Linked DNA regions of Homo sapiens: all the other regions are linked to region 1. Evidence: chromatin contacts called from ENCODE Hi-C data. All regions are on one chromosome and are shown on one strand. Each heading gives the region's core, a stretch centred on a gene start or an enhancer-like site at or near the end of the contact. The rest is flanking DNA. Distances are from core to core; before and after follow the strand shown.

What was found. A loop is a pair of places that touch in the nucleus more often than their neighbours do. Pooled maps may share reads with other maps.
Region 2: a loop to region 1 is called in a map of B cell, with 30 times the contacts of the local background. The contact joins the promoter of KDM1B here to the promoter of HIVEP1 in region 1. A Hi-C loop is called at or near these places in 5 of 168 maps with a recorded cell type or tissue (B cell, CD4-positive, alpha-beta T cell, CD4-positive, alpha-beta memory T cell and 2 more) and 11 of 50 pooled maps.
Region 3: a map of CD8-positive, alpha-beta T cell shows a loop between it and region 1 (13-fold over the local background). The contact joins the promoter of NUP153 here to the promoter of HIVEP1 in region 1. A Hi-C loop is called at or near these places in 3 of 168 maps with a recorded cell type or tissue (CD8-positive, alpha-beta T cell and naive thymus-derived CD4-positive, alpha-beta T cell), 1 of 37 single-sample maps with no recorded cell type and 9 of 50 pooled maps.

Annotation. Positions count from the first base shown.
Region 1 is chr6:12,010,870-12,013,715 of GRCh38, forward strand. HIVEP1 (HIVEP zinc finger 1) reads left to right here and starts at 1,443. Exons shown (of 9, transcript NM_002114.4): 1 at 1,443-1,697. RefSeq lists an enhancer at 1-38 and silencers at 368-1,277, 1,458-1,597.
Region 2 is chr6:18,154,058-18,156,903 of GRCh38, forward strand. It overlaps KDM1B (lysine demethylase 1B), which reads left to right and starts at 1,365. Exons shown (of 22, transcript NM_001364614.2): 1 at 1,365-1,514; 2 at 1,826-1,869. TPMT (thiopurine S-methyltransferase) reads right to left here and starts at 1,020. Exons shown (of 9, transcript NM_000367.5): 1 at 976-1,020. RefSeq lists a silencer at 1,066-1,625 and an enhancer at 2,066-2,305.
Region 3 is chr6:17,705,420-17,708,265 of GRCh38, forward strand. It overlaps NUP153 (nucleoporin 153), which reads right to left and starts at 1,506. Exons shown (of 22, transcript NM_005124.4): 1 at 858-1,506. The coding sequence starts at 968. NUP153-AS1 (NUP153 antisense RNA 1) reads left to right here and starts at 1,624. Exons shown (of 3, transcript NR_134618.1): 1 at 1,624-1,709; 2 at 1,975-2,207. RefSeq lists a silencer at 828-1,337 and enhancers at 924-1,618, 1,428-1,697.

The DNA.
Region 1 (2,846 bases), core at 193-2,692:
CCTCTTCCCCTTTCACGCTCTCCCCTCTTCCCTGGAGCCCGGTCCGACGACCAGCCCCGCACCCCCCTTTTCTGTCCCCGAAGTCCCCTCCCGGGTTGGCCCTATAAGCTGTCAGGCTGGCAGGCAGGGGTTAATTGCGCTCGCAGCTTCGGCACTGGGAAGCACCAGCGGGGCTTTGGAGCGGCCTCTGGAATAACCTTGGCTTTCCTCGCTCTTTTAATAGAACATCCGCCACCAAAAAGTGGTTTCAGTTCAGGGTTAACATGTCCCCTTCCACTCTCCAAACCAACACCCTGCCCCCTCCGTTTTTTTAAAAGTTGTTTTTCAAAGTTAATGAGTTTTAAGTTTCACAATGACTTTCCCCTTCCTTCTACGCGTTGCTGAGGAAACCCCCTTGGGGTCCCCCCCCCCCCCCGCCTCCCCCTCCCCCATTCTGCCCGGGCGAGGGGCGGGGCCGGGAGACCCCATGACGTCAGCGGCCGGCCCACATCCTGCTGTAGAAAGTAAAGAGACGGTAAAGAGAAACTACGGCCCCGCCCGTCCCGTCCCTCTTCCCGGACCAACCGCCCCCAACTGAGCGACCCCGCCAGGCCTTCCCGGGGCCGCGTGACTGGCCGGGCCCGCCCCTCCGCCCCCGCCGTGTGCTGGTTCCCCAGGCGTCGCGACCCAGGGCTCCCGCCCCCCGCGTCCCTAACCCCGCCCCTCCCCCCCGGGCTGCGCTGCCACCTCCTCCCGCGTCCCCCTCCCGTCCCTGCGGCGGCTCGGCCGGGCGGGGCGGGGAGGGGCGAAGCGGCGGGTAGGTGGCGGGGCCGGCGCGGTCTGGGGCCCGCCCCGCCGGGGAGACCCGGGGCACTGGCTCCGGGTTCGTGCCGGGCCGGGCGCCCATCCAGTCCCTACACCCGGTCAGAGCTGGCGGCCGCGCCGGCCCAGCTGGGCCCCGGCGCCTGGGCGTCCCGCGCCCCTCGCCCCGGCCTCAACCCCAGCCCCCGCGGGGACGCCCCCTCCCCCGCCCACGCGTCGCCGCCCGCGGCCTCCCCTCCTCCCGCCCCCGGGGATCCCCTGCCGCCCCGCCCACCCGCGGGAAAGCCTCCGACCTTCGCCCTGCCTCCCCCGCGCCGCCCGGCCCGCGTTCCTCCCGCCGGCCCCAAAGACGCTAAACGTGCCCTACTCTGCCCCGGGGGAGAGGTAAAGCCCGCGCCCGTCCTTCCCGCCCCGGGCCCCGCGGCCCCAGGGTCTGTCCGCCCGCCCCGCCGCGGCGCGCGCCCCCCAGCCCGGCTGCCCGGCTCCCTGGCGGCCGCGATCATGCCGTGGCTCCGGGCGCCGGCGAGCTTCGCCGCCTCCTCCGCCCGGCGGCTGCGGCCCCCGCCCGCGCGCCCCGCGCTCCCCCCCCCGCCCCCCGGCCCGCTCCCCTGTTTAATATTTCAGTGCTGGGTGGTGTGAGCGCCAGTCGCCGGCCTTCAGCGTGGCGGCTGCTGGGCGGCGGCAGGGTGGCGGACGGAGCGGGGGACCGGGGAGCGGCGGCCGCCGGAGGAGGTTATGTTTGTGTTTGGGGTTGTCAAGTGAAGGAGGGATCCCAGGCGCCGCCGCCGCCGCCGCGCGGGGGTCGCGGAGATCCCGAGCCGCGGCCGCCGCCATCAGCAGCGCAGCTCCAGGGCCGGCTGCAGCGGCAGCGGCTCCGCCGGGCGTCCTGGCAGCAGGTTCGGCGCGGGCTCCGCGGCGGGGGCGCTGCAGCTGGGGAGGGCGGCGGGGCGGAGGGGGGGGGGGGCAGGAGCACATCCCTTCGGCGGGCGGGGGGCGTGCGGGCGCGCGTGTGTGTGTGTGTGTGCGTGTGTGTGCAACCGCCGACCTTGCAGAGGGGATGGCTGCGTGCGGGAGACCCTTGGCACTTCTGGGCGCCCTCGCCGCGCGCGAGCCGAGCAGGTACAGAGGGACCCAGCCTCCCCAGCCGCCTTCCAGCCGCAGACGCATTTTGCAAGAGGGTGGGGGGTGAAAGAGACCAGGCCTCGGCATCCCAACCTCCCGGCTTTGTGGGTTTCTTTCCCTTTCGTTCTTTGCTCTAAGTGCCTGTTTACTCCCGGCCACCTGGGTAGTTTCTTTCCGGGTTGGGAGTGCGCGCCAGCTGCAGTTGGGAAGGGGGCGGTGGGTTGGGGTGCGGGTCGGCTCGGGCTCGCCTTGGGGTCGGGCTCGGGAAGGAGTTGCTGGCTGGAGAGGGGAGGGGGCGGCGGCGGAGCAGGCGGCGAGGAGGAGTCTCAGGGCTGCCGCGCTCGCCTCATCTCGTCCTCCTCCTCCTCAGCTCTCTGCATCCACTCCAGGCTCCTTCCTGAGCTGGCACTTCCATTCCCCCCCTCCTCCTGGCATGCGAAGCGCTTTGTTCAGTGCAGCGTTGCAGAGGGGTTTTCCCAGGCTCCGCCCTCCACATTCATTCATGTTTTTTCTCCTTGCAACTGTCTTTACGCTTTTTGATCGTGTCATGTTTTTGCTCCATGTAGTATTTATTTCTTTCCCGTAAAGGAACGGTTTATCACTCGTCCTAGTCGCTACAATGCTGCTGTCTTTGGAAATACCCACTTCCCCCCACAAGGATTTAAATATGGGATGGACAGCTAGGGACAGTGGGTAGGCAATGAACGGGGTAGCAGAAAGCCTTTACGGACAGGGAATGTGCATATTTTACATTTATGCTCCGGATCCCATGGGATCACATGATTGGATTACAGTCAGAGTTCACGCTTTAAAAACTTCCAAATATCGTTACCATTTAAAAGCTTTAAGTTTAACAACGAACGTAGTTAAGCATTCATGCAATTTATTTGGTTCAGCTGTGTCTCAATTCTTTATTGAATCAG
Region 2 (2,846 bases), core at 115-2,614, 6.1 Mb after region 1:
TAAGGGTGCACCACCATGCCTGGCTAATTTTTAAATATTTTGTAGAGACAGGGTCTTGCTATGTTACCCAGGCTGGTCTCAAACTCCTGGGCTCAACGTCTTAGCTGTTCTAACAGTTTCTCAGCATGGACTCCACTTGTATACATCATTTCTAGAGAAATAAAGTTTATTTCTATAATACAAAAAAAGTGCACATTACAAGAATTAAGGAAGGGAAATTTCACAAAAATTTCTGCCCACAAACAAAGTCCTCAAGTTGTTCTAGTCTCCATTCTCACCTTTTCAAAAGCTTCTGCTATAGTTTTGTTTTTAAATTTCATAAAATTGAGAAGAAACTTTCCTAAGGTGCACACATCTTAAAAGAGTATGACTCGGTGAATTTTTTACATATACATACACCTGTGTAACCACCGCAGAGCAAGACAGAATATTTACAGCACCCCAGTTTCCCACATCACCAGGGATCACTCACTATTTGGCAGTACTTATTTTTTCCCAAAAATCACTAATACACCAGGCTGGGGAAAAAACCGAGAGTCCGTTTCTATAAAAAAAAATTTGAAAAATTAGCCAAGCGTGGTGCAGCGAGCCTGTAGTCCCAGTTACCGAGGAGGCTGGGGCGGGAAGATCACTTGAGCCCAGGAGTTCCAGGTTACAGTGAGCTATGATTGTGCCACTGCACGCTAGCATGGGCGACAGAGGGAGACCCTGTCTCTAAAAGAAAAAAGAAAAAAAAATAATTAAAACACACCAGTGCTTTGGAAGCACTTTAAATCCTGGACATTGGATTCAGGTCATTTACTGTCCGACCTCGTTATTCCCAGTTTCCGCTTCTGCCCTGAACCCCACTTCACAGGGCTGATTGCTAGGCTGTCTACGCTTGTAAGAATTCCTGGGAGCCCTAGCACGGGCGCATACACTCCTAGCAAATCGTTCCCTTTCTCACCCGCACCCTCCGCGCCCGAGTGAGCCTACCTCGCTTACAGCTGGTTGCCGGCCATTGCCTCCGCCACCAATGACGTCCCCAGGGGCGGGTACGCCTCCGCTTCCACCTCCGCCACTTCTCCGCGCCCCGCCTCCGCCCGCGCCCCGCCTCCGCCCGCGCCCCGCCTCCGCCCGCGCCCCGCCTCTTTCCCGCGCCCCGCCTCTTTCCCGCGCCCCGCCTCAGTTCCCGCCCCCTCTCCCGGCGCCCCGTCTCCACTCCCGCCCCGTACCTCGTTGCACAGACTCCACCCACTTCCCCAAGCGCCGGGGTTTGCGCAGCGGCGGAAATGGGCAGGGCGGAGCGAGCGCTGCGGCTAAAGCGAAGGCGGGGACCCTACCCATCCCTAGTCCTGTCGGCTCCTCCCACCCCGGGTCACGCCGTGACAGGGGCGGAAGCGGCGGCGGCGGCGGCGGCCGAGAAGAGGCTGGGGCTCGCGGCGCGGCTGCAGCCGTCCTGTGCGCGCGGCGCGCGGCTCCGGAGAGGCGCCCGCAGTCCAGGGCGGCGCGCACCGCCTCGCTGGCGCTCAGAGGTGGGAGGCTCCCCACTCCGGGGGCGTGCGTGGGGGCCGTGGCGGATTTCGGGTGACAGCGTTGCACAAAGCAGCTTGGTTGGGGTGCAAGCCCTCCCTTTCCCCCTGTGCAGCGCCCCTCGCCGTGGTGGGAGGTGGGCGGGTGCCCCAGGGACGGATACCTCCTGCCCCGGATTAAAAGAGGGTGCGGGGTGGGTATCTGTCTGAAGAAGGGGGAATTCCCGGGCTAGGGTGTTGGGGCGTGGGGTCGCCGGGTTCGTCGCGATGTTGCCGGTCGGCTAACCCCCCTACAATGTTTCCTTTCTGTACAGCGGTGCCTTTTCCCCGAGACTCCCGGCACCTCTTCAGCGCAAAGGTGAGCCCCGGGGCAGTTGCTTCTCCGACTTCGAAAAGCTTCCGAAAGCTTCTCGGAAAGCGAGGCGGCTGCAGCTGGCACCGGGAGTTTGGGGCTCCCTCCTGGGGACTGTCAGAGCCGCGGGAGAACCCCACGGTCCTGGAGTAGGAACTCCCTCGCTTGTTCTTCCCGGCCGATAGGGTGCGGCCAGGAGCCCGCACAGCCTTGCAGGTGTTGTAGTAATTCTCTGGCACAGCCACCACGCGTTGAGACTTGATGAGCATTGCCAGGTTGCTGGGGTAACTCCTCTGGGATTGGAGACCTGGAGGAGGGGTGGCCCGATTAGGGTAGCTGTTAGTCAACGGCCGGGCAGCTGACAGGTGAAAGAGGAAGGAAGAGGCCGACCCAGCTGTAGAAAGTTGGGGTTCAGTGATGTGGAAACCAGCCACATAGAAGTCCAGTCTTCCCTTGGGTAAGCCTGCAGGACTCCCCAGTCCACTCCAGTTGGGGAATCCCCCACACCACGTATACACACATAACTCAAGGCTTTGACCAGTTTTGTTTTGTGTTTTTAAATCTATTTTAGTGGCAGAAAGGCGAGTGGGAGAGAAGGCTTCTTCAGGAGGTACATGAGAAAATTACCATCAATAATTATTTGCCTTGCTGGGAGAATCAACAAAAGATATCTAGGCAATTGGGGATTTAATATTGAATCATTGAACTGCATGTTGAATATTGAATAATTCAATATTGAATTATTCAATATTGGGAGGCCGAGGTGGGCGATCACTTGAGGTCAGGAGTACTTCAAGACCAGCCTGGCCAAGGTGGTGAAACCTGGTCTCTACTAAAAATACAAAAATTAGCCGGACGTGGTGGCACACACCTGTAATCCCAGCTACTCGGGAGGCTGAGGCAGAAGAATCGCTTGAACCCAGGAGGTGGATGTTGTAGTGAGCCGAGATCGCACCACTGTACTCCAGCCTGAGCCACGGAGG
Region 3 (2,846 bases), core at 256-2,755, 5.7 Mb after region 1:
AACTATAAGACCACCAACATTCCTGGAGTGTCAAAAGTAACTATACTTCTAGAATACGCCTCATAATATTAAAATATTTTGTGTATGAGATCAGAGCTGGAGTCCCGGTCAACTGTGGAGAATGGCCAATTCCAGCCTCCAAAATAAAGGCGGGGGTGGCGGTGTTGGGGGGGGGGAGGGGAGTCGCGCAGCAGAGAAAAGACGTAAGGGTGGAGAGGGACTTTCAAAATGCCCCAGTGCCACGGTTAACTATAACCTGGTTAATAAAATCTAAGCCAATGCTCTCAAGACGAGGAGGGCCACAGGCAGGGGAAACCGAGAATTAACTCATAGGCTGAGACTAAGTTATTCCACTTTCCATGTAACAGCGCCCCCCACAACTCCCCGTCTGCCCCAGAGTTAAGATTCCAAGGGGCAGCCCCCCCTCCTCAAACACACTAAAGAAGGGACACCAGAAAACAGCAAGTATAAGGGCCATCAACCACATCTTTTCCTTTCTCCCTCGAGAGAACATGAGTAATACCCTCAAATTCCAAATCCCCGCCAAAAAATAAAGAAACGCGCGCATCATGGGCCTACAATTTCTTTTCCCGCCCAGAGCCTGCCTGGGAAAGCCCCTGACCCAGAGAGTTGGGGGAAAGGCGGCCCAAACCACACGTGTGCGCCGCAAGGCTGGGCCTGTCTCAGCCCACTTCCCGTCGCCACCCCCAACGGCCTGAGCTCCCCCGGAGCCTCACTCGGGCCTTTCCTCAGGCCCTCCTGTCTGCTCCACGTGGGGCGCCGGGGCCTCGAACCGCCCGTCCCCTCCAGCCGAGTTTCCCCACCCGCCAGGCCACCGCGGCGTCGGGGTCCCATACCTGATGCTGTTGTCGCCCCTGCTGGTAAGGCTTAATTGGCCCCTGGTGGCAACGCCGCGTCCGGATCTTGCCGCCACCGCCCCCTCCGACTCCTCCGGCTCCCGAGGCCATGGCGGAGCCTCCGCCGCTTCCCGCTCCGGGGCGGGTAAGGGGGCGGGAGAGGCAGAGGCGGAGGCCTTAGAGAGCCTCCCCCGCCGCCCGGCCCCGGCCCAAAAGTCCGCCCGCGCTGTCCACACAGTGGGCACAAGCACCCCAGGAACCGCGAGGTTGCGAGCAGGAGCGGAGAGAGGGTGAGTGCTGGCAGCGGGGAAGGGGGTGGCGGCCGCAGAGGCCGAGGAGGCTCCGGTCCGGCCGCCTCTGCGGACCCCCGCCTCTGTGTGTGTCACGGTCTCTATGGAGATCTCCCGCAGAGGACAGCACGAACAGTTCCCCGCGGTGCTGAGGCCTAACTCGACCGCCGACTGGTGGGAGTTCTTCCGTCGCCCTAGCCGTAGCTGCCGCAGTTGAAGCCGCTGGCGACGCCCGCCTACCCCTCCCCTGTGCGCACAGCGCCCGCCCCGCCGCCGTCGTCGTCGTCGTCCCTGCAGCCTCCGCCGCCGTTGCGCCTATTACCCCTGCTAAGGCGGCTGCCGCGGTCGCGAGCCAGAATGTCGTCACTCATCGGCGCCCGACGCATTTGCATCATCATGCTGCGACGAGCTGATAGGCAAAGAGGAAGGGCTGGTCGAGTCCACGCTCTCGGCCGCGCGGCACGCTGGGAAACGTAGTTCAACAACGGAACGCGGCTTCTCGGAAAGGAAGAGGGACGGGGAAGGAGATCTCCGGGGCGCCGCAGAGGCACAAAGCCAAGGGGTACTTTTGCTGTTCTTGGCTGTAAATTAGACTTTGAAAAGACACTTAACATAAAAACAGTAACCTCTTCCCATTCTCCTTCTCCCTGTCGGTTGGTTAAGTAGGCAGGAAGTAAGCAGACAGTAAAATCAAAGACAAGAGCTAATGATTTAAGAAGGAGGAAAAAAAAATCTGTGGTTGAAAAATAAAGTCCATGATCCTTAGAATTAGAAAATATATACGGCTTCATTAATGTTTCTTTAAACATATAAAGGTTTTGTTGCAGACACACGGGGCTGGAATTCTGGTTCTGCCACCCAACCTATTTGACCTTGGATGAATCAAAACCGTCTGAGCCTTAGCTTCCTCCTCCATAAAATGGGAGCTTTAAAATCCACCTTATAAAGCTGTTGTGAGGAGCAGACGTGATCATCTATGGAGAGCATGTATATTTGCTAATAGACGAAAAATGCGATGAATGATTACAATTATAACCCATGCAGTCAGCTAACATTAGGGGTAAGTGATATATCCTTAACAATAAAAGTATACTATATTTGCTCCAAATATTTAGGAAACTGAGTAAGTGAGCTAGACTCAAAGACTGAATCCACAAAATGTATATTCTAGGAGTTGACGATTAGAAAGGTCCTGGTGATCACATAGTCCAACCCTCTCATTCAACCAACCAGACAAGATGTCCAGAGAAATTTAGGTGGCACAATCAATGACACTGAGATGGGTAATCAAAGCCAGGACTATAACCCAACTTTTCTGTAAGAGCTAAAGACAAATAGCCAAATGATTAGGGAGGAAAAATATGTTGTGAAAAATCTTAGACTTACTATAAATCTTTTTTTTTCTTTCTTTCTTTCTTTCTTTTTTTCTGAGAGACAGAGTCTTGCCCTGTCGCCCAGGCTGGAGTGCAGTGGCGCGATCTTGGCTCACTGCACCCTTTGCCTCCCAGGTTCAAGCTATTCTCCTGCCTCGGCTTCCTAAGTAGCTGGGACTACAGGCGTGCACCACCACGCCCAGCTGATTTGTGTATTTTTAGTAGAGATGGGGTTTCGCCATGTTGGCCAGGCTGGCCTTGAACTCCTGACCTCAAGTGATCCACCCGCCTTGGCCTCCCAAAGTGCTGGGATTACCCGTGTGAGC